Regions from separate parts of the Mus musculus genome. Here regions 2, 3 and 4 are each linked to region 1. A link is a loop called in an ENCODE intact Hi-C map of the cell type or tissue named here. Cell type or tissue: gastrocnemius. All regions are shown on one strand.

The links. Peaks named below come from ENCODE experiments on the same cell type or tissue, not always from the same donor. Only the 100,000 strongest peaks of a DNase experiment are listed, where the experiment ranks them.
Region 2: it touches region 1 in a loop (2.5-fold over the local background); 2 of 42 quality-filtered maps call a loop at or near these places.
Region 3: a loop joins it to region 1, with 2.4 times the contacts of the local background. A loop is called at or near these places in 20 of 42 quality-filtered maps.
Region 4: it touches region 1 in a loop (1.9-fold over the local background); 17 of 42 quality-filtered maps call a loop at or near these places.

The regions. Positions count from the first base shown.
Region 1 is chr7:44,955,656-44,960,655 of GRCm38, forward strand. It overlaps Tsks (testis-specific serine kinase substrate), which reads left to right. Exons shown (of 11, transcript NM_011651.2): 9 at 797-932; 10 at 1,942-2,066; 11 at 2,201-2,380. The coding sequence ends at 2,357. Cpt1c (carnitine palmitoyltransferase 1c) reads right to left here. Exons shown (of 19, transcript NM_153679.2): 17 at 4,395-4,508; 18 at 4,189-4,281; 19 at 3,717-4,020. The coding sequence ends at 3,844. Among named protein-coding and RNA genes, the nearest start is that of Tsks, 15 kb to the left of the region's middle. In gastrocnemius, CTCF peaks have their summits at 191 (motif pointing left) and 2,780 (motif pointing left); DNase peaks (open chromatin) are centred at 852, 1,984 and 2,726; H3K4me3 peaks cover 395 bases; H3K27ac peaks cover 2,103 bases.
Region 2 is chr7:44,743,427-44,748,426 of GRCm38, forward strand. Zfp473 (zinc finger protein 473) reads right to left here and starts at 4,923. Exons shown (of 5, transcript NM_001289836.1): 1 at 4,484-4,923. In gastrocnemius, a CTCF peak has its summit at 1,928; DNase peaks (open chromatin) are centred at 1,879 and 4,705; H3K4me3 peaks cover 1,004 bases; H3K27ac peaks cover 1,016 bases.
Region 3 is chr7:44,722,548-44,727,547 of GRCm38, forward strand. No RefSeq gene overlaps it. Among named protein-coding and RNA genes, the nearest start is that of Izumo2, 16 kb to the left of the region's middle. In gastrocnemius, a CTCF peak has its summit at 1,942 (motif pointing right); no DNase peak of the experiment used is centred here.
Region 4 is chr7:44,898,507-44,903,506 of GRCm38, forward strand. Fuz (fuzzy planar cell polarity protein) reads left to right here. Exons shown (of 11, transcript NM_027376.3): 6 at 1-194; 7 at 270-365; 8 at 479-585; 9 at 668-732; 10 at 806-880; 11 at 1,627-2,118. The coding sequence ends at 1,841. It overlaps Ap2a1 (adaptor-related protein complex 2, alpha 1 subunit), which reads right to left. Exons shown (of 24, transcript NM_007458.2): 16 at 4,956-5,000; 17 at 4,638-4,694; 18 at 4,468-4,550; 19 at 4,243-4,332; 20 at 3,085-3,208; 21 at 2,878-2,994; 22 at 2,731-2,800; 23 at 2,481-2,615; 24 at 1,867-2,309. The coding sequence ends at 2,232. Among named protein-coding and RNA genes, the nearest start is that of Fuz, 4.9 kb to the left of the region's middle. In gastrocnemius, CTCF peaks have their summits at 400 (motif pointing left) and 2,754; a DNase peak (open chromatin) is centred at 297; H3K4me3 peaks cover 619 bases; H3K27ac peaks cover 863 bases.

The DNA of each region.
Region 1 (5,000 bases):
CAATTCCACTGGGCTCCGCAGGCACATAGCCACACATCCACACACTCATATGCATAGATTAAAATAAAGTAAAATAGGCCGGAGAGATGCCAGCACTGGCTGCTCTTCCAGAGGTCCCGAGTTCAATTTTCAGGCAGCCACCACAGAGTGGTTCAATGACCATCTAGAATGAGATCTGGTGCCCTCTTCTGACCTGCAGGTGTACCTGCAGGCAGAACACTGTATACATAATAAATGGGTAAATCTTAAAAAACGCATATAAGTTGGAATTGATTGAGCAAGACATTACCAACCTTTGTTCTCCACACAATACACACACAAAGAAAGTGAGAACTGGATGTCTTGTGGAAAGAGCTGAAAGTGGGCTTCCAGTCCAACATAGGGTCAGCTTTAACTCGGTTTTTTTGTTTGTTTGTTTTTTGTTTTGGGGGTTTGTTTGTTTGTTTGTTTGTTTTGAGACAGGGTTTCTCTGTATAGCCCTGGCTGTCCTGGAACTCACTTTGTAGACCAGGCTGGCCTAGAACTCAGAAATCTGCCTGCCTCTGCCTCCCGAGTGCTGGGATGGTTTCACCAGGTACCTAAAGAAACAGGGCCGGGCCTGGTGCTTGTTCATACCTTTAATTCCAGCAGAGGCAGGGTATCTCTGTGACTTCCACTCCAGACTGATCTACATAATGAGTTCCAGGACAGCTAGGGCTATGTAGAGAGACCCTGTCTCAACAAACAAAAATAATAAAAATTACCAGCCAGATGGAGCCTAACCAGGCCTCCTCCATCTGGTGACCCTCCTTCCCAGCCAGGGGCAGCAGTTATCCACGGAGTCCCTGCAGCAGCTGCTGGAACGTGCGCTGACCCCGCTGGTGGATGAGGTGAAGCAGAAGGGTCTGGCTCCTGCCTGCCCCAGTTGCCAGAGGCTACACAAGAAGATTCTGGTACCAGGGACCGTGGGTTGCCATGACCCACGTTACTTTTGTGTTTTGCAGGGTTTGGGGAGCCTGTGGCAGGAAGGGGAGGCCTTGCCTCTGTGCAGGCAGGACAAAGAGCTTGTGTTGTAGCTCAGTCACTCTGCAACCTGGAGTGACACTTTGGTTCAAAGCATGATAAGACACTGGGTCTGGGATATCTCGGGACATATGGGGCAGATTCTACTCTATAGCTCATGGAACATGGGCCTGATTTTCTGTAGCCCTTCAGGGAGGTCACTGGACTCAGAGGGACCCTTGATGCTAGACTGGGGGACCCACCAACACAAGCCACAGCCCTAGAGTTATTATAACTTGAGGTCTTATCCGTTGTGGGATATAGAGAGCAAGTGCATGCTATTGGCCTATGGAATGATGGGATCCAAATTATACTGAGCAGCCCAGGAATGCATGGGAGGTCATGGCCTGGGGCTGCATTGGAGGCCTGCACTGGGGGTTATGGAGGTTCATGCATGATGGGTTTGTGGCCTTAGGGATGATGGGATATGAACTGTAGTGAGCTGCAGCCCCACTAGTACATAAAAAGTCATGGGGCCTGGTGAGCTGTGTGACTTAGAACATTGTAACAGTAGGGACCATTCCTGTGACAGATGCTGCCGTCACAGATGCAGGGTCTTGAGAATTATGGGACACAGAAGGGCACCACAGGATGCTGGGATAAACACGATATAGGAAAATTCACAGGCATTAAGGGGACAGAACTTCAGATGTGATCCAGCTTGCTGGGACACGGGCCAGTGCACTAGGGACATTGGTGGATTTCTTGCCAGATGCAGTTGGGGAGAGCAGTCAATTGTAAGATTCCCCGGGGGTAATTCCCAAAGTCAAGGCCTGACGGGTTACTTTGGGTGGTATGCGGGCTCCGTGGGACCCTGCCCCTTGCCCTCCGCGACCCAGCTCCCCCTCCACCCCCAGCCCAGTCCAGTAAGCCCAGCGGCGCCTACACTCCTCTCCCCAGGAGCTGGAGCGCCAGGCCTTGGCCAAACACGTCAGGGCAGAGGCCCTGAGCTCCACCCTTCGGTTGGCCCAAGACGAGGCCGTTCGGGCCAAGAACCTACTGCTGACGGACAAGATGAAGCCGGAGTGAGGACAGAGGCGGAGGGCATGGGAGGAGGGTGAGGTCTCTGGATAGGGCCTGGCTCCTCCTCCTGCCTGTCACCCACCCTATCCTGGCTGGCCTCCCCACAGTACTGATCCCCAGCTGGCTGTCATTGCAGGGAGAAGGTGGCCACTTTGGACTATATGCATTTGAAGATGTGCTCCCTCCACGACCAACTCAGCCACCTGCCACTTGAGGGGTCCACGGGGGCAATGGGGGGAGGAAGCAATGGAGGGGCTCCCCCTAAACGTGGGAGTCCAGGCTCTGAACAATAAATGGCCTCTCATGCTGGCATGAATTCTGACAACTATACTTTTTGATGCCAACTCGTCAGGCGTGGATGCGAGACAAGAGGATTTCCATGGGCTCTGGGATAGCCTGGGTTACATGGTGACACCTTGTCCCAAAAGCAAAATGGAAAAGAGATGCAGCTCCCACCGTAGAGCACTTGCTGAGCTTGAAGTTGGCACCCAGGATGCAGGTGCGCCAGACTTGACTACACAAGAACCCTAAGCTAGCCTAAGCTAGCCTGCGCTTCATTAGACCCTGCCTCAGAAGAACAAAGGGGCTGGAGAGATGGCTCCGTGGTTAAGAGTGCTTACTGCTCTTGCAATGGACCCAAGTTCATTTCCAAGCTCATGTGGCTGCTGGCAATTATCTAGCCAGTTACAGGGGATCTGACACCCTCTGCTGGCATTTCATGTACACTGCACGTGGCACACACAAAACACTGATCCACATAAAATAAAATACAAAAAACAAACTTTAAACCGCGAGAAAGGGAAGGGGGGAATGGAAAGAACAAAGAGGAGGAGGAAGGAGGAGCAGAAGAGGAAGAGACCATGTCCCCGAGGCTGTGTGACAGAGGGTCCTGGAGTTTTGCTGGCCCTCAGTCCCCCAAGTCCTAGAAGAGTCCTTCACCCATTTTGCAGATGAGGCAGTAAAATGACCCAGCAATCCTCAGAGGCATTCGGTTAAGGATAAAGCTCTGTTACTGGTTTTGGTTTTGGGTTGCTTTGCTTTGAGGCAGGTTCTCACTATGTAGCTCTAGTTATCCTGGAACTCACTGCATAAGGCCAGGTGAGGCTAGCCTTGAACTTACAGAGATCTCCCTGCCTCTGCCTCCCAATACTGGGATTAAAGGGACAATCCCCTTACCCCCCGGTTCACACACAAGCACACTTTGAGATTGGACCTTGCTATGTAGCCCAGGCTAGCCTGGAACTCAGCATCCTCCTACCTCTGAGTTGATTTTCAATAGTAGGATACAGTGGTATAGTCCATCATCCAAGCAGACACAGGAGAATCAAGAGTGTGGCTACATAGGAAGTTCCAGAGCAGCCTGCCTGAACTACAGGACACCCTGCCTCGATCCTTTCTCCTCGCAGGATAGAATTGCTGTCCAGACCTCAGTGTGGAGATGGTCTGACGGACCTTTGGTGTTGGGTGACAGGAATGAGGTGCCTGATTGTGAGAAGCTGACTGATCAGGTCTGGCCAGGGAGTTTGGGATGGAGCCTGCTCAGGTGGTAGTGCGGGCTGTGGTTAAGGTGATGACAACTGGGAAGTCAAGGTGGGGTGAAAGGGGTGCCCCACCCCCCACTCCACCCATGCCCCGCAGAAAAGCACAGTGGATACTGCACCCAACTCACATCTTTATTACCAGGTGGGTGTGGGAATCCCCGATACCCCTGTCTGCGCCAGCCAAGCCCTGGGAGCAACACCTTCCATCCTGAGGGAGACCAGCTCCCTGCTGAGGGGCTCACAAGTTGGTGGAGGATGTAGGGGTATTGGGGTCCACAGTCTTACAGGAGAGAAAGTTGTATCTATAATCCGAATTCTCCCCCCTGAACTGGCGCTTGAAATGCTGTCCAACCCGGAACAGGGAGGCTACATCCAACAGGGCATTTTCGATGTGCTGCCCCAGCCGGTGAGAGTCCTGCAGAGAAGCAGATAAGGCGCTAGGGGAGGCCCGGGAGACAAGTCTGAGGGAGGAGGCCCGGGAGGCAGTTCTGAGGGAGGAGGCTACATCAGGGACCTCTGGGATCTGAAGGGCTCAATCCCAGAGTTTAAAGAGAGAGAAAGAAGGCACTTAAGTTCCTCTTACTGTTTCTGTGCTTGATTTCTTGCTGGAGATATGGAAGGTGATTGCGTTTTCCCCCATGAAGATGTAGGAGATACCATACCCATGGTCATGGGCCTGGAGCAGGGAGAGTGAAGCAAGCCAATAGCCCAGCCTACCCTTCACGCCCGCAGGGCACCGTCCCCCACCCTCCAGCTGCCCAGAGGCTGGACCCAGTCCAGTTCACTCACAGGCCCAAATCCACCTCCAGAGGAAACGTAATCCGGATAATTGTGGACATCAATCAGGTGTGTCTGCTGCACAGGGACCTGGCTGGTGGACAGCAGCCATTGCTGCGACTGGACCTGAGGGTAGCCGGTGGTCACACAGAAAAGAATTTCTTTCCTCCACTGCAAGCCTGACCTCCCTAGGCCAATTGCCCCCAAATCAGTGGCTTTCCTCTGACCATGCCCCTCCCAACTAACCACGCCCCTTCCCCCCATGCCTTCTCCGCTCTGCTCTTTCTTCCTCCCTCCCCCTTTTTTCTGTTCCCCTTTTTTCTTTTTCTTTTTTTTTTTCTGAGACAGGGTCTCACTATGTAGCCCTGGCTGTCCAAGAACTCTCTGTAGACCAGGCTGGCCTTGAACTTAGAGATCTGTCTGCCTCTGCCTCCTGAGGGCTGGGATTAAAGTCATGGGCCACCACCATCACCCAGGACTGACCCCAGGACCTGTAGCATGCCGGGCAGGGGCTCTACCGCTGAGCCAAGCCCTTAGCTCTTCAGTGGGGGATTCTGGACTGATGCTCTACAGCTGAACCCCACTCTCCCCTCTGCATCCCACCCCACGTGGCTGTCT
Region 2 (5,000 bases), 210 kb before region 1:
GCAGGTGAATTAATCTCTTCATTCTACCTGGACAACTGCTGTTTCTACACTACCTATATTTTCCTTAAGCCATGACCCACAGTAACAAAAACAATGTATGTTTATGGGTTCTCCATTCACAGATCCAGTCAAACTCATTTAAAAAATGGTTTTTATGGTTTTTAAAAATCCTGTTATCTTTCGAGGCTGGAGGCTCAGTAGTTAAGAACACTGGCTGCTATTCCAGAGGACCTGGGGTTCAACTCCCATCACCCACATGGCAGCTTACAACTGTCCGTAACTCTGGTTCCAGGGACTCCTGACACCCTCACACAGACATACATGTAGTCAAATCACCAATGTACATAAAAGAAAACATAAATTCTGTATGTTTCCAACATATACAGGTGCTACTATTTTTAGTATAATAGTTATTTGCATAGCATGTACATTGTACTGGGTATTATAAACTAGATGTTAAGATAAATTTGCACATGGGAGGATCTGCCTGGGTTATATACATAAACTACACTGGTCATGCTGAATAGGTAAAGGCCAAATAGCCAGTTTGGGGCCATACTGGGCCACACCTTTTGGTAGTGGAAAGTGAGAGGTGGATATGAACAAGATACATTGTATATGTCAACATTTCTTTTAGGCTCCACCCCATAGTTACCTGGCAACAGCCAAGTGTGTCTGACTCACTATAAAAGGGGCTGCTTACCCCCTCCTCACTCTTACTGTTTGTCCATTCTCCCCCATTCCCCTGCCCCTATCTCTATGGGTGGGCCTCTACTCATCTACTTACTCTCTACTCTCTCTCTCTTTCTCTGTCTCTACTACCCCCTCAATTCCTCTCCCCATGCCCTAAATAAACTCTATTCTATACTGTACCTGCCTTGTGGCTGGTAACTCATGGGGAAGGGAGCCTCAGCATGGGCCCACAGAGGCACCCCCTCCCCCCACACCATACCTCACCCTACCAAACATATCCCTGGCTTCCCTTTCTTTTTTATAAATCACAGCATTGGTGCCCGAGACTCGGATTTAGAAACTCAGAGGTTCACATCTCCCACTGCCACATGGGCAACCACCGGATCGCTCACTAGACCAATCTACCCAACCTTCGGAGAACTGGGAGCTTCCTCCCCCCACTGGTACGTGTAAACATCTGTCTGTCCCAAGAGAGAGCTGTTGAGCTCGCAGCCACCCTGTCGTGTCCTTGAGGACAAAGACATTCAGTCTTTATGACTAGTCTTCTCGCGGGCCCTTTGTTATAGGACCTCTAATCCTTGGGTAACCCTCTCTCTGTCTTGGAAGCAGTTTTTTGTCGCTGCTGAAAAAAAAAATCCTAAACATAGGTAAACTGTTCTCCCGTGGGCCCGGGGCCCACTCAACCACTAGCTTCCACATGATGACCCGGTAAACTAAGACTTGGATGCCTGCTTGTGTTAGCACCGCATCCCTGGATGCCTCCCGGTCTAATTCACAGGCCAAACTTGGTCTCTGTATTCATTAAGCAGCAGTATCTCTGCATAGCCCCTTAACTGGCACTGTGAAAAAAGCTCTCGCTAGAGATCCATAGGCAATTTCCCTCCTCCCGCATTCTCTTACTACCAGTTCCCAGCCCCGAGAAAAGTGCCCACCTGCACCCCGCCCACATCTCACTCTCACACTCTCTGCTCTGCTGAGCTGCCCCACATCGGCTGCCTAATTATCCTCAGCTCTCTCTTACCCCCTGCCTCAAGTCAGCTCCGCTATTCAGTGCTTCGTGGCACGTGTGCAAGCTCTTTTGCACGGCCTGAGCAGAGTCGCTAGACTAGAACACCTCTTCAGGCCCTAGCTCTCGCCCCCGCCCCACTCACTTGCCGCAACCGCTCCGCCTTCCCACAGCCATCCATCCCGCCCTTCTTGCAGGGACTTTGCTCGGCCACAGCGGCCACCACAGGCCGCCAAGCGAGCTGCACTGTTCCGCTCAGATTCATCTGGATGCCTGTCTCTGCTGTTCTAAGATACTTGAACTGCTGCCTCATCTTTCCTCTCTAGCGCTTTGCTTTTTCTGCCACTCATGGCGCAATAGTTTCAAGGAAGATGGCGCTAAGGCTGAGATTTCTAAACAGTAAAAGGTTAAAGATCACTGCCTTAAATACAGAAATCTGCTAAATATAATAACGTTTAAGTTTATGACAGACAGAGACTTCCAAAGCCTAATAGTGACTCCCCAAGGTCTCCGAGAAGATAATGGACACAGTGACAAGACTGCTGGATTGTGATATGACAACCACTGAGAAGCACCAATCCATTGCCTTGTCCCCTGCCAGGGCCTGGTCTATACTGTGGACAAACAAGATACCCTGAGAGTCAAATGTCTTATAATGCTTAAGTCAAGGTTGGTCATTTCTCATTTCAAACGTATTTACTCTGCAGGAAAAAGTTTTTCATCTTCTGGGCCTGACAGACCGACTCTGCCCAAGTTGCCATGGAGACCACAGGGACCTGGAAACTTTTTGGACTATAGACCAACCTCTGTCATTTTAATTAATACATGACACCTAGATTATAATTTATTCTTCCCAGATTTGACAGCTAAGCTTGATGGCTAGAAAACAGACTTAACTCCTTACTCTAAGGTAATCCACAACTATATTAGCTCATTAGTCAATTTGTTAACTAGCTAAGACTACCAGATCTCTTACCAAAGTCAGACAGGTCTGCCTTGCTCGCAGACTTCATGATAACGATACACAAGTTCCTATGTAACCTTTCACAGGTGTAACCTTCTGCTACTTCCTTATCTAAACTCGCTCTCCAGTGACTAAACGCTTCAGATTTCCTCTCCTTGCTATGCCATTGTCCTAACATTAACCAGTGGAGTTCTTGTAAACCAGCCTAACCCTAATAAAAGACATTCCACTATATGATCCACTTTCATATTCACAAGTTCAAATACAAGTTTCCTTGGTTGTCTTTTAACAATGGACTTAAGGTTGTTTCTCATTTTACTATATATATACATATGTAAATATATATATATACATATATATATATATATATATATATATATATATATATACATATGTAGAAATATATGTACGTACACATTCAGTATCCTAGACAGAAAAAAAAAATCCCTTCTTGCTCCTTCTGCTCCATGAAAAGTTTTTGTCCTCCTTAAGCTCATCTTAAAGACTATTCATGCTGTTAACAAATTTATCTCTTTTATAAACTTACAAACTACAGGAAACCCACTCCAATCTACTTCTTATGGACTAAATAGTCTCCATCCAGGTAAGTACACCTGCCAAGCAATAGCCTACGTTCTCACTGGCTACCTATTCCAGAGGGTGAGATTGCTCTCCTGTTCCTGGGATTGGGACTCCTCTTACCCCAAAGACCTAATTTTTTTTCTCCCAAACGTACTTAACTTTATTCTCTACCTCCTGTGTGTGTGTGTGTGTGTTTCAGCATCTTGCCAAATCCAAGCGTTTACTCAAAATCTACACATAAGACAGCTCCAGAGAAACAACCCATAGATGCTCCAATTTTCTCTTACAGCCACAGATACTTCTACTGGACCTGCTCCTTCTGATCTATCCACAGTTGGTTCCACAGACCCTGAGCAGCAAGGACACAGCCAATTCTCCTAAGACTTCACCAACATCCCCACCCCCATCTTCTTAGGTTTCCCAGAGACACACTGCCCCAATAACAACAGAAAGTTAGCTAAAGATCATGATGACCCTATTTTTTGCTTCACCGTTGCCTCTTTCTAATTTTTCCTTTTTTAAAATTAAACCAAAACAAAGGAATGTTAGCATTTCTTCTACACTCCACTCCACAGTTACCTGGCAAAAGCCAGGTATGCCTGACTCACTATAAAAGGGGCTGCTTGCCCCTCAGTCCCCACACTCTCTTCCTTCTCTGTCCCTTCTTGCCCTATTCCCCTCTCTCTACACGTGTTCATGGCCGGCCTCTACTCCCTCTCCCTACCTTTCTCTGTCTCTACTACCTCTCAACTCCCCTCCCCATGCCCTAAATAAACTCTATTCTACACTATACCCACTGTGGTTGGTACCTCAAGGGGAAGGGATGCCTCAGCATGGGCCCGCAGAGGCACCCCCTTCCCCAGCACCATACCTCGCCCTACCAAACATATCCCTGGCTTCCCTGGCTTTTTAAATAGAACATAACAGTATATATTTGAGATGCTCAAATAATAGATACAAATAATCTTTCCTTTTAAATTTGTTTATGACTGCTTCAAAGTGCTATGTGTGTACACCTAAGTGCCTTTAGAAGCCCAAGAGGGGGTTTGATACCCCGAAACTGAAGCAATAGATGTCTCTGGGCCATTATTGTAGGTATTGGTCGCGAGAGGAAACCCCCGCTTAAGAGCCGGGCCTACGCCCGGCTGTGAGCACTCAAGGGTTCAGCATTCTGTCAGGGCCTCCCACCCCGGCCACAGAGGACTAAGGCCATGGGCGCCTGGGCTTAGTCTCCGTACCTCGGCATGGCTCCGTGTCTCCGTACCTCAGCATGGCTGGCAACCCAAAGAACATATGCTTTCCAGGATCCCAAGAAAACCCAACTCCTCATGAGGAGGGCTCCCTCAGAGTACAGGGGGAAATTCCTCCGAGGAAGTTCCGGTTCCAGAAACTTCTCCTCAAATTTATCCCACCCAGGTAACTCCGCGCCAAATTCCAGGACCCACCACCTGTGGTCTCCACCCACTGAGCCCTCTAGGAAGTAGAGAGGAAACAGATTCATGGCTAAGTGACACCAAGGTTGGATGGCCCACTACCCTGTTATAGGACTACTTTCACCTTCTACACCCCGAAAATTCCATTTGGAGGTGACAGCGGGTTGCCATAGATACAGTTTGAAGGCAAAACTGAGATTACAGAGAGAGCACAGAAGCAAGGAGAGTTTAAAAATGACAACAGGACCTTTGATTGGTGGCTGTCACGTATTTCATCAAGATTGACGTCAGACATGCGCAGTAGAAGGAAAAGCCCGCCCCA
Region 3 (5,000 bases), 230 kb before region 1:
CCCTTAACTTCTGCATTGGATCTCTAATGCCTGGTTTTGTAGAGTCCAGTACTTTAGGCTAGGCTGGTCTGGAACTCACTTTGTAACACACACTAGCCTGGAGCTCACTATAAAGCCTAGGCTGACTTCAAAATCACTATGTAATTGACACTGGCCTCCAACTCTCAGCCATCCCCCTGCCTGAGCCTGCTGTGTGCTGAGATTGCAGGCATGCATACCTTGCCTAGCCAGGCTGTAAAAGCCCCTTAGATTCTCTGGCTGCCAGCCTTCTCTCACTCTCACCCAGCCCAGGGAAGTTGTCAGCTGCCTCCCTGGGTTCCCACAGGAATCCCCCTGGGATGTCTGCACCAAAGCTGTGATAATTGCCATGGTGTAATTCTTTAATAACTGTCTGTCTCCCCTTCCCAGACTGTGTTCCCTAGAAGTCCTCATCACGTTATAATTTCAGCACAATTTAATTATCCATTGTTCATGTCCCTGGGAAATTCCCATGAAGTAAGGGTAATGGCAGAGTTCAGTGGGAAAATTGCAGAAGGGAAGAAGAAAGAAAAGAAAAGAAAAAAAACAAAAGAAAAGAAGAGAAGAGAAGAGAAGAGAAAAGAAAAGAAAAAAGAAAAAAGAAAAGAAAAGAAAAGAGGGAAACCCCAAACACCCTTACATTTATCCCAATAAAATGTATTATTGATAGAAAGATCGCCTCCCATGCACAAAACTCTAGGTTCTATCCCCAGCCTGGAATAAGCTGAGAGAGCTGGTGTCCACCTGGAATCGCAGCGCATGGGAGTTGGCTAAGAAAGGTCGGTTCAAGGTCAGGCTAGGGAAATGGCTCAGTCAGTGGAGTCCTTGCCTTGCAAGCTTGAGGATCTGAGTTCCACTCCCAGAACCCACAAAAAGGCTGGATGGTAGAGTGCACCATAGCATGCAGGAAACTCTGGGGCTGGATGGTAGAGTGCACCATAGCATGCAGGAAACTCACTCTGGGGCTGGATAGTAGAGTGCACCATAGCATGCAGGAAACTCACTCTGGGGCTGGATGGTAGAGTGCACCATAGCATGCAGGAAACTCACTCTGGGGCTGGATGGTAGAGTGCACCATAGCATGCAGGAAACTCTGGGCCCAGTGCCTTCTCTGTGTAAATAGGGTGTCTGGCGCAAGCATGTAATTCTTGCACTTGGAAGGCGAAGGAAAGGAGGACCTGCATTTCAAAGTAATCTCAAGTTATGTACAGCGAGTCTGTGAATACTCCAGACCCTGTACACCAGGTCAGCTTTAGAACCAATACAAGTGAGTTTGGGCTCCCTTGGCCGAGGTGACCCCCCCACCCCAGTGAATACTGTCTTCCATGTATGCTGTGAGATTCTTTTACCCTCCACTCCTTAGGGAAGAGCCACAGTGAGGGGGAACTTTTACTGCTGGGAACTGTGGGGAGTTGGGAGGGCAGGGGCAGCATGCTCTGAGATGAGACCTCAGGACAAAGTCTAGCAGACTTCATGTCACCCAGTAAGTGGAGTAGGATATTTGTGTTCATCCCTGAGCCTCATCCCTGGGGCAGGATCTTGGGGTGGCATCAGAGACTGGATCCTGGGGAACACTGGACTTCCTCGTGTATCTTGCACACCGACAGAGGCTTGATAGCATGTGTGTGTCATGCAGCTGTCGTGTGCAATGCTCCACAGCTCAGCTAAGGGTGGATTAGCACCTCACCCATTCACGTAGCGACTGTGAGAGTTTCCAGACAGTGAGTGCCAAGAAGAGGTAGAGCCAGGCATGGTGGTGCACACCTTTAATGCCAGTGCTGAAGGGCAGAGGCAGGAAGATCACTTTGAATCTAGCCAGCCACGGCTATATTGTGAGGCCATTTCCAAAAGGAAAAGAAGAAAAAGAAATAGAAAAAAAAAAAAAAAAAAGTACCTTCTATAGGCCTCCCAGCAGAGGGCAGAAAAGCAGCGGGGAAAGACTCTTCCGATGTGCTGCTGGTTAGATACTGGTTTATCTTCTCCATCGTTGCACACTTGGTGACCTTCAAGGATGTGGTAGGTGGACTTCACTATGAAAGAGTTGGGGCTGCGTGGAGCCTGGCCAGAAGGAGCTGTACCATGAATCAAAATTCCAGAAGCTTCTGGCACGGGGGTGGGGGTGGGGGAGCCCGCCCAGCCTTCCTGGGAAGGCTGGTCCCCTTTCTTACCTGTGTTTGGGACAGTGCCTTGCTCTGTAGCTCCAGGTGGCCGCGAAGCCTTGAATTTCCTGTCTCAGTGTCCCATTGCCAGGATCACAAGCATGTGTCACCGTACCCCTCCTGGACCTGTAACCATCTAACTCCCTGCCCTCCGTGGGCGTTCATAGCTCAGGGCTTTCTGCGCAGGCTTGCAGACTCCCTGCCCGGCCTGTCTTTCTCTCCCTTTTAAAAATAATAACTGGACAGCTAAGGGGACAAATCTGGTATAGCAGTGGCATGCTCACAGGTCCTTCCTGTCTCCATTTCTGTCTCACGCGGATCCCATTACACACCAAGTAAAATCTCATTTCTCTTCCCTTCTTTTATAAAATAAGCAAATTTGGATCTGTAATTTAGGTTTCACACTTGCCTTGTAGATAATGATGTATAACCCCCGTGTTTCATAAAAGAAGCCACTCCCAGCAAAATTAAATGCTACTAATGCTATGTTCATGCTACTAATTATGCTCAGCACCATGTCCCAACTCCAGAGAAGTCAACCTTCATTCTTTGGTATTTCTTATGTGAGCATATTAAATGTGTCATAAAAAAAATAACTGGTCCTTTGCTGTACATATTTCTTTTCAACTGAACTTATCTGTGTTTGTGCACGTGTACATGTGTGTGTCCATATTGTGGGCGTGCATATGTTGTGGTGTTTTGCGTGGCTGTCAGAAGACAACCTCTGAGAGTCCATTCTCTTTCTATCATGTGGGTCCCAGGGAGCTAGGCATAGTGACAAGTGTCTTTACCCAGGGATCCATCTCACTCTCCCTCTTCTTCCCATTTTAATGGCTGGTCCTTGAGGCCTGCATCCTCTCTCTCTGAAGAGAACTCCCCCTGGGCCCACCCTCATCTCAAGCCCCCTTCCTCCCTGCTGACCTCCATGCCTAGTGTCTCTGGCTCCAGCAGTTCTCTGACAATCTAGGTGGCCATTTGGTAGTTAAATCACTCAGTACCCTGAACAAGGTTAGAACAGTCCATTGCATGTGGTGATATTAATACATGGTATGTACTGGGTCAGCAATAATGATCACTATTGTTGCCATAATGAATTTGCCTGGACTCTTTCATATACAGAATCAAAATAGCTTAAGCATTTTTTAAAAAGATTTATTTATTTATTATGAGTACCCTGTAGCTGTCTTCACACACACCAGAAGAGGGTGTCGGATCACATTACAGATGGTTGTGAGCCACCATGTGGTTGCTGGGAACTGAACTCAGGACCTCTGGAAGAGCAGTCGGTGCTCTTAACTACTGAGCCATCTCTCCAGCCCCCTTAAGCAAAGTTTTTTAAAGTTTATTTTTGTTTTTTATTTTTTGCTTTTCAATACAGGGTTTCATTGTGTAGTTCTGGCTGTCCTGGAACTCACTCTGTAGACTAGGCTGGCCTCGAACTCACAGAGACTCGCCTGCCTCTGCCTGCTAAGCTGGAATGAAAAGTGTGCACCACCACAACATGGTACAAAGTTTTATTTTTTTTAAGGTTTTTATTTTTTATTATATGTATGTGTGTGTCTATGTATGGTAATGTGCCCAAGGGTGCAGATACTCAAGAAAGGCAAAACAGGGCACTGGATGCCCTGGGGCTGGAGTTACAGATGGTTGGGAGCCACCCCGACATGAGTGCTGGGAACTGCAGTCGGGTCCTCTGCAAGAACAGTAAGTATATGCTCCTAACTGCCGAGCCATCCCTTCAGCCCTGAGAACTTGCGGCAGTTCACATGGTTACCACCTGCTCAGAGATGTTCTACCTAGCAACCACATATGTAAGTCCCAAAGAAGACTCTAGTTGGCTCCCTTTGCCAAAGCACCCAGGTTCCTAAGCAGACAGGAAATACCATGAACCAATAACTAGTTGAGATTGGGTGGGGTCCAAGATTGAGGAAAACGGACCTCATGTGTTACCTCGTCCCTTCACTGTCCCACTGGGACAGCTGAAGCCAGGCTTCCCTGCCAACAGAGCAGCCTGTGACATTTTCCCATCCAAAAGGGGGACAGTAGCTGCTTGAGTTTTTGGCAGTGATGTTTGGCATCTTTATGTATGCATGAAATTTTTTGGTCAGGTAACTTATGCTCATTATAAAAACATGGTCAGAAACATGAAAGCACCAATCTCTTCTATCTGCATAGCTTAGAGACTCAGTTTCTCCCGAGTGTGTGTCTTCCTGCTCCTCTGTACTGTGTATGCCCGCTTGCCATGAAGTGTAACTGCCAGGTGGGAAAGCCCCTTCCTCACCTCCACGTGGAGACCCTCCATCGATTCCCCACCAGTGTCACGTGCTTCCACATTTTCTATATTCTTCACCCGTAGCTTTTGAACAGATGTAGCTTTATTTTGCTGTAACCACAGCATGGAGACATTCTAACCTCTTCAGTCCACTCCTGGTTGCTGTCTGCAGCACTGGGGCTCAGTGCGGAATGTCAGCTGTCTACATCACTGCTGGTTAGACTTCCGTCTGCTCCCTGTGCTACACATTTCTCACAGTATTCCCAGTTAGGGATGTAATCTTTCTTCTCTCGGGCCCCTCGTTGGGGGAAGTATTCTTCAAAGTCAGATTCTCAGGATCCTTGTTTCCAAGGCAACAGCTTCACCCAGAGTCATCTCCTCTGCCCTGACCTTGAACTCTGGATTCTCCTGTCTCTACTACCAAAAGTGCTGGGGCATTGCAGGTGTGTGCCACTACACCCTGTTCATTTTTCAATGGCTTATTAAATAGAGACTTCCTACCAAGCCAAGAGCTTCTTTACGAAAGGGAATTACTGGCTAATATAGGAAGT
Region 4 (5,000 bases), 57 kb before region 1:
CCCTTTCAGGGTTTGCAGAGGCCACTGGCACAGCCTTTGTCAGCCTGCTTGTATCAGGCCGAGTGGTGGCAGCGACAGAGGGCTGGTGGCGCCTAGGCATGCCTGAAGCTGTACTACTCCCCTGGCTGGTGGGGTCCTTGCCACCACAAGCTGCTCGAGACTACCCGGTGTATCTGCCCCACGGGAGCCCCACGGTGAGTGGGCGGGACCAGGGCGGGGCTTCCAGCAGGGCGGGGCCATGCTTAGCCCTATCTTGTGCCCGGCTACAGGTCCCACACAGGTTGTTGACCTTGACGCTGCTGCGTGGCCTGGAGCTGTGTCTGCTGTGCGGGCCGCGCCCGCCCCTTGGCCAGCTGGACCCACAGGTGAGGCGGACTGTTGCAGTGCTGCCCCTGTGCATCCCCTCCAACAGCGCCACCTGCTGCATGCAGGCCCTGGCCAACCAGCCCTGACCTCGCTCCCCATCTCACCCCCGTAGTTAATGGAACGCTGGTGGCAGCCTCTACTGGAGCCCCTCCGGGCCTGCCTGCCACTGGGCCCTAGGGCGCTACCCGAAGGGTTCCCACTACACAGCGATATTCTTGGGTAAGGCTCGATGGTTGGGCCCAGGGCCGGGAAGGCCATTTGCTCTGCCAGTTCCCCACAGCCTGATAGTGCTTTCCCCCAGTCTGTTGTTACTCCACTTGGAACTGCGACGCTGCCTCTTTACTGTGGAGCCCTCCAAGGATAAAGGTGCGTGGGAACGCAGTGAGTGGGAGGGCCGTGAGCCAGAGGCCACCTAGTCAAGGTGCTCCCTCTTCTTTAGAGCCTTCCCCTGAGCAGCGCAGGCGCCTCCTTAGAAACTTCTACACGCTGGTGGCCACCACCCACTTCCCGCCAGGTGAGTGGTGGGCATGGATCCCACATGGCATGTACACCCTGAAGCCGAGAATGCACCACATGCCTGAGTTGCCCCTGTCAATCTTACTAAATCCCTGACTTCTTCTTCAGTCAGTGTTTTTACAGTAAGCACAGGCTGGACATTTTGTCCCATGCCTGGAATGTCAGCCCTACTGTGGCCAAGGCAGAATGACCACGGGTTTGAGGCCACTTGGGCTATCTAGTACCTCCAAAGACCTGACAACTTACTGCTCCAGCCTCCTAGGCAAGCACTGTCAGTTGTGCTGATCCCGGTGATCCTAACCGCTGAGCAATGCTAGGTGGCAGTGCTCAAGCAGCCACTCCTGTCACCCTCCACAGTGCTGGGCACAGCCTTGCTCAAGCTGAGGCAAGTGAGGAGCCTGCAGACTCCACATTGGGAAGTTGTCCCAGGTCCCTAAGGCCCCAAGAGACACAGGCAGGGACCTAACGGTGCCCAGCCGGATAAAGACCTCACAAGTGTGCAAATCTGGAGGCCTGCACTTGAGGACAGGGTGTGATCCTCTGGAGGGTGACACCAGTGCTGAGGGCACTTGGGGTCCACTGCACGTTAGGTCTGTGAGTACACGGTGGTCATAGGAAGACCGCAAGGCTAGGCGGGAAGAAGCTGATCTGGGAGTTACTGTGGAGGAATGGGCTGGGCTGAGGGGTACCAGGCCCAATGAGGAGGCTGTGCTGCTCAACACAGTCCTCTCTGTCCTTCCTCAGAACCAGGGCCTGCAGAGAAACAAGAGGACACAGTCTACCCAGCCCAGATGCCCAGAGCCTGTTATCTCGTGCTAGGGCCAGGCATGGGGTGGCAGCTGGTGGCTGTGCAACTAGGGCTCCGGCTGCTACTATTGCTGCTCTCCCCTCACACCCCCACCCACGGGCTGCGAAGCCTAGCCACCCGCACTCTGCAAGCCCTCACCCCGCTCCTCTGATCACTCAGGGTGGGCAGTCAATAGCTGGGGTAATATTAGCGTCTCTCTGTTTATTCGCTCACAATAATACACAGCCCCTGGATGGGGAAAGGGAGGAAGGGGGAGGGTGACAGGGAAGGGGGGGGAGAGGTACCTACTTCCTCGGCCCCTCTCCCCTCTGTGCTTCGGGGGACAAGGGAGGGAGGGTGCTTCCCTTGACCCCCCCCTAGAATGTAAACAGCAGCAGATGAACAAAAATAAAATACAAAAGGCCAGAGGGAGCTCCCAGGCGCCCCCACCCCGGGCTCTTTGCTGTCGCCACTGGAGGGCCCCTCGCTGTCCCGCTCCACCACAGCTGCCTCCATCCCAGGGCTGCCTGGCACTGGCCATATACCAGGGCAAGTCCAGGGCTCAGAACTGCTGGGCCAGCAGCTCACACAAGTGACGGGAGACAGGCTCTTTGCTGGTGCGCAGGGTTAGACGGTACATCTGTGTGGAAAGGCGAGAGCCCGACAAGGGTACAAAGTCAGAGGGGTAAGGTAGGTTAAAAAAAAGCCAGAGGAGAAGTTAATGAGAAGCACAGGAAGGAGGGCTAGGTGCAGGGAAGGCGGGGTTCGCAGGGAAGGTGAGGTCACAGGGATGCCCACCCTCTGCACTCACTTGGGCCTGGGCATTGGGCTCCAGCCGAAGCAGACACCCCACCTGCAGGGCCTTCGTCTGGATGATTCCAGCACCCACAAAGTTCTCAGGGTTGGGATCCACATTGTCCAGAAGAGCAGAGCCAAACCCCAGAAGCTGCAACGACATGGGTATTAGGGAAGCAGAGCTGAGAAGCCTCCAGCCTACTGCAGGCTAAACTCTCAGGGGTGAGAACTGGTCCCAGCACCTGATAAACGCCCGTCTGTCTCACCTTGGCCTTAGTAACTTCAGCATCCATCGGGTGGTTGGCTTTGAAGATTTTCTGTGCCTCCTGCAGGGGGCTGGAAGGTTGAAAGCACTGTCAGGCATCTGAGGCCCCGCCCTCAGCCCTGCCCCGCCCCTCAGCCCCGCCCCTCACAGGCTCAGCTGCTTCCAGCGCTGGAAAAAGTCTTGGGCCGCCATCTCTGTGGGCTGGAAGAATTTGTTGATGGTCACTGGGAGCTTCAGAGTGAGGGACTGGGCGGTGCCACCGTACCTGAGCAGATGAGGAGCAGCTCAGCTGGGCCCCATCCCTGAAGACACTGCCTCACTGCCCTACAGCCCACACGGTGCTGCTCGCACTTACCGGAAGCGCACCGACAACAGTGGCGGCGTCAGGAAGTCTCGCAGACACTCAATGTTGAGTACTTGCTGCACCTGTGCGCCACCGTCCACTTGTGCCGCCACACGCTTGGTCTGCACCGCCAGCTGTGGCTCCATAGTCAAGGAAGCCAGGGACAGCGGTGGCACAACTGAGGCATCTTGAGGAGCGCAAGCCCAGCAGCTAGAGGCTCTGGGCCACTGCAACTGGCCTACACCTAACTCCTCCTTCCTCCTGTGAGATCTGGGACCCCTGGGAATATACTTCTCCAGCCTCCACTCCTAGCTTCAATGGACCCTAGTGGGCACGCTGGGACTTTTAGCCTCCAGTGCAAACTAGGTACATAAAAGTGTCCTGAGGAATAGATGAAAGCACCCAGCACCACAACATGCCTGTGTTAGTAGTGGTCATGCACCCAGATGGAAGCAATGACTGTCACCATCTGTACACAGGTCTGATTTCATGGAAATGGCTGGTATCTACACTCACCTACTCTGCCCTACTTCTGACAGAGCTTTCTACCCTGGGCTCTGGAAAGGCTGGTGAACGAAGCAGAAGGGGAAAGGCCAGTTAGTCTCACACATTCAGAATGAGGCCAATATAAGGGAGAGGGGGCCTGGCTCTGCCATACACATTCCAGGACATCCCAACTGCTCTTCCAAAAAAGCCACGGAAGCCAGGCTCACTGGTGCACACCTACACTCACAGCGTGGGAGGCAGAGACAGAAGACTCACCTCGACTCAAAGCCAGCCCATTCCGGAGCAAGTGGAGGTCAGCCTGGGTGATATTAAAGTTTCACAAACAACACAAGATCCTCATAAGCAGAAAGAGAGAAGCTACCCCCCGGAGGGTTAGGAGGCAAGTCACTCAGCTGATGTAGTGCAGGCCAACACTGCAGGCATCCCTGGTTAACCTGAGTGCAGCAAAAGTAAGGTGCCTGGCAGGGTACCTGGTGTGCTGGAAGTCACATACTGCATACTGGGTTACTGTCACCTGTGCCAGAGTAAAGAGGTCTACCAGCTATGAATAGTTTTACAAATGACATGTGCCTAACTCAGAGGGAGGGACTGAGCAAGTATGGACCTGGTAAGTGTTTCCCAGGGGCTTACTGGGGTGGGGTGGGGCACAAGAACACAGGATATGAGTCTGGAGGTCCCCAGGATGGACCACGGTGGGCAAGAAGTTCTGGAACTGCACAGAAGTCTTGTTGCCATAGAAGAGATACATGCGGCCTGCAGCGGGTGGGTGAGGGCTCCATCCAAGCTCCTCTGATCCCATACCCTGCCACCAGCCCAGCCAGGGGATACTGCCAACAACCCCACCCCTCCCCAGCACCCCTATTCCACCTCTGGGCCACCAGGACACACCCAGGTTCTGCCGGAACTCAGACTTGACTCCAATCTGCAGCAGCTGGTTCTCAAACAAGACCCCACTATTCTTACACACGAACCTAGGCAAGGTGGTGGGAGTCAGAATGGGAGGGCTCCTGTGTTCCCCACCTGTCCCCGCTCCCCTGCCCACCTCTCCCAGAACTCACTTATTCAACAGTTCATCTGCTTCTGGAATGGGAGGGCCTATGTCCTCAGGACCTGGGCTGGGGGAGAGGAAGAAGGGTGATGCCTAGGGGGCTGGAGGAGAAAGGCACAGGCAATGCTCTCTTGGAAGGAGACTCCCCAGAACCTACAGGCCAAGCTTCCCCTGAGACCCTCTGTTATGGGAGTGGGACCCCAGGAGAGGGATCTCCCAAGAACCCCAGCTTTCACTGTTTTCTAACCCTGCGTTTGCCAGTCACCAGGCACCCTTAAAGCCCACCCTGGGGACATCCATCAACCCAAAGCCAGAGGCCACCCCTTACTCAGCAGCTGGAGCTGGGTCAGCCAACAAAGCCATGGGGCTCTCA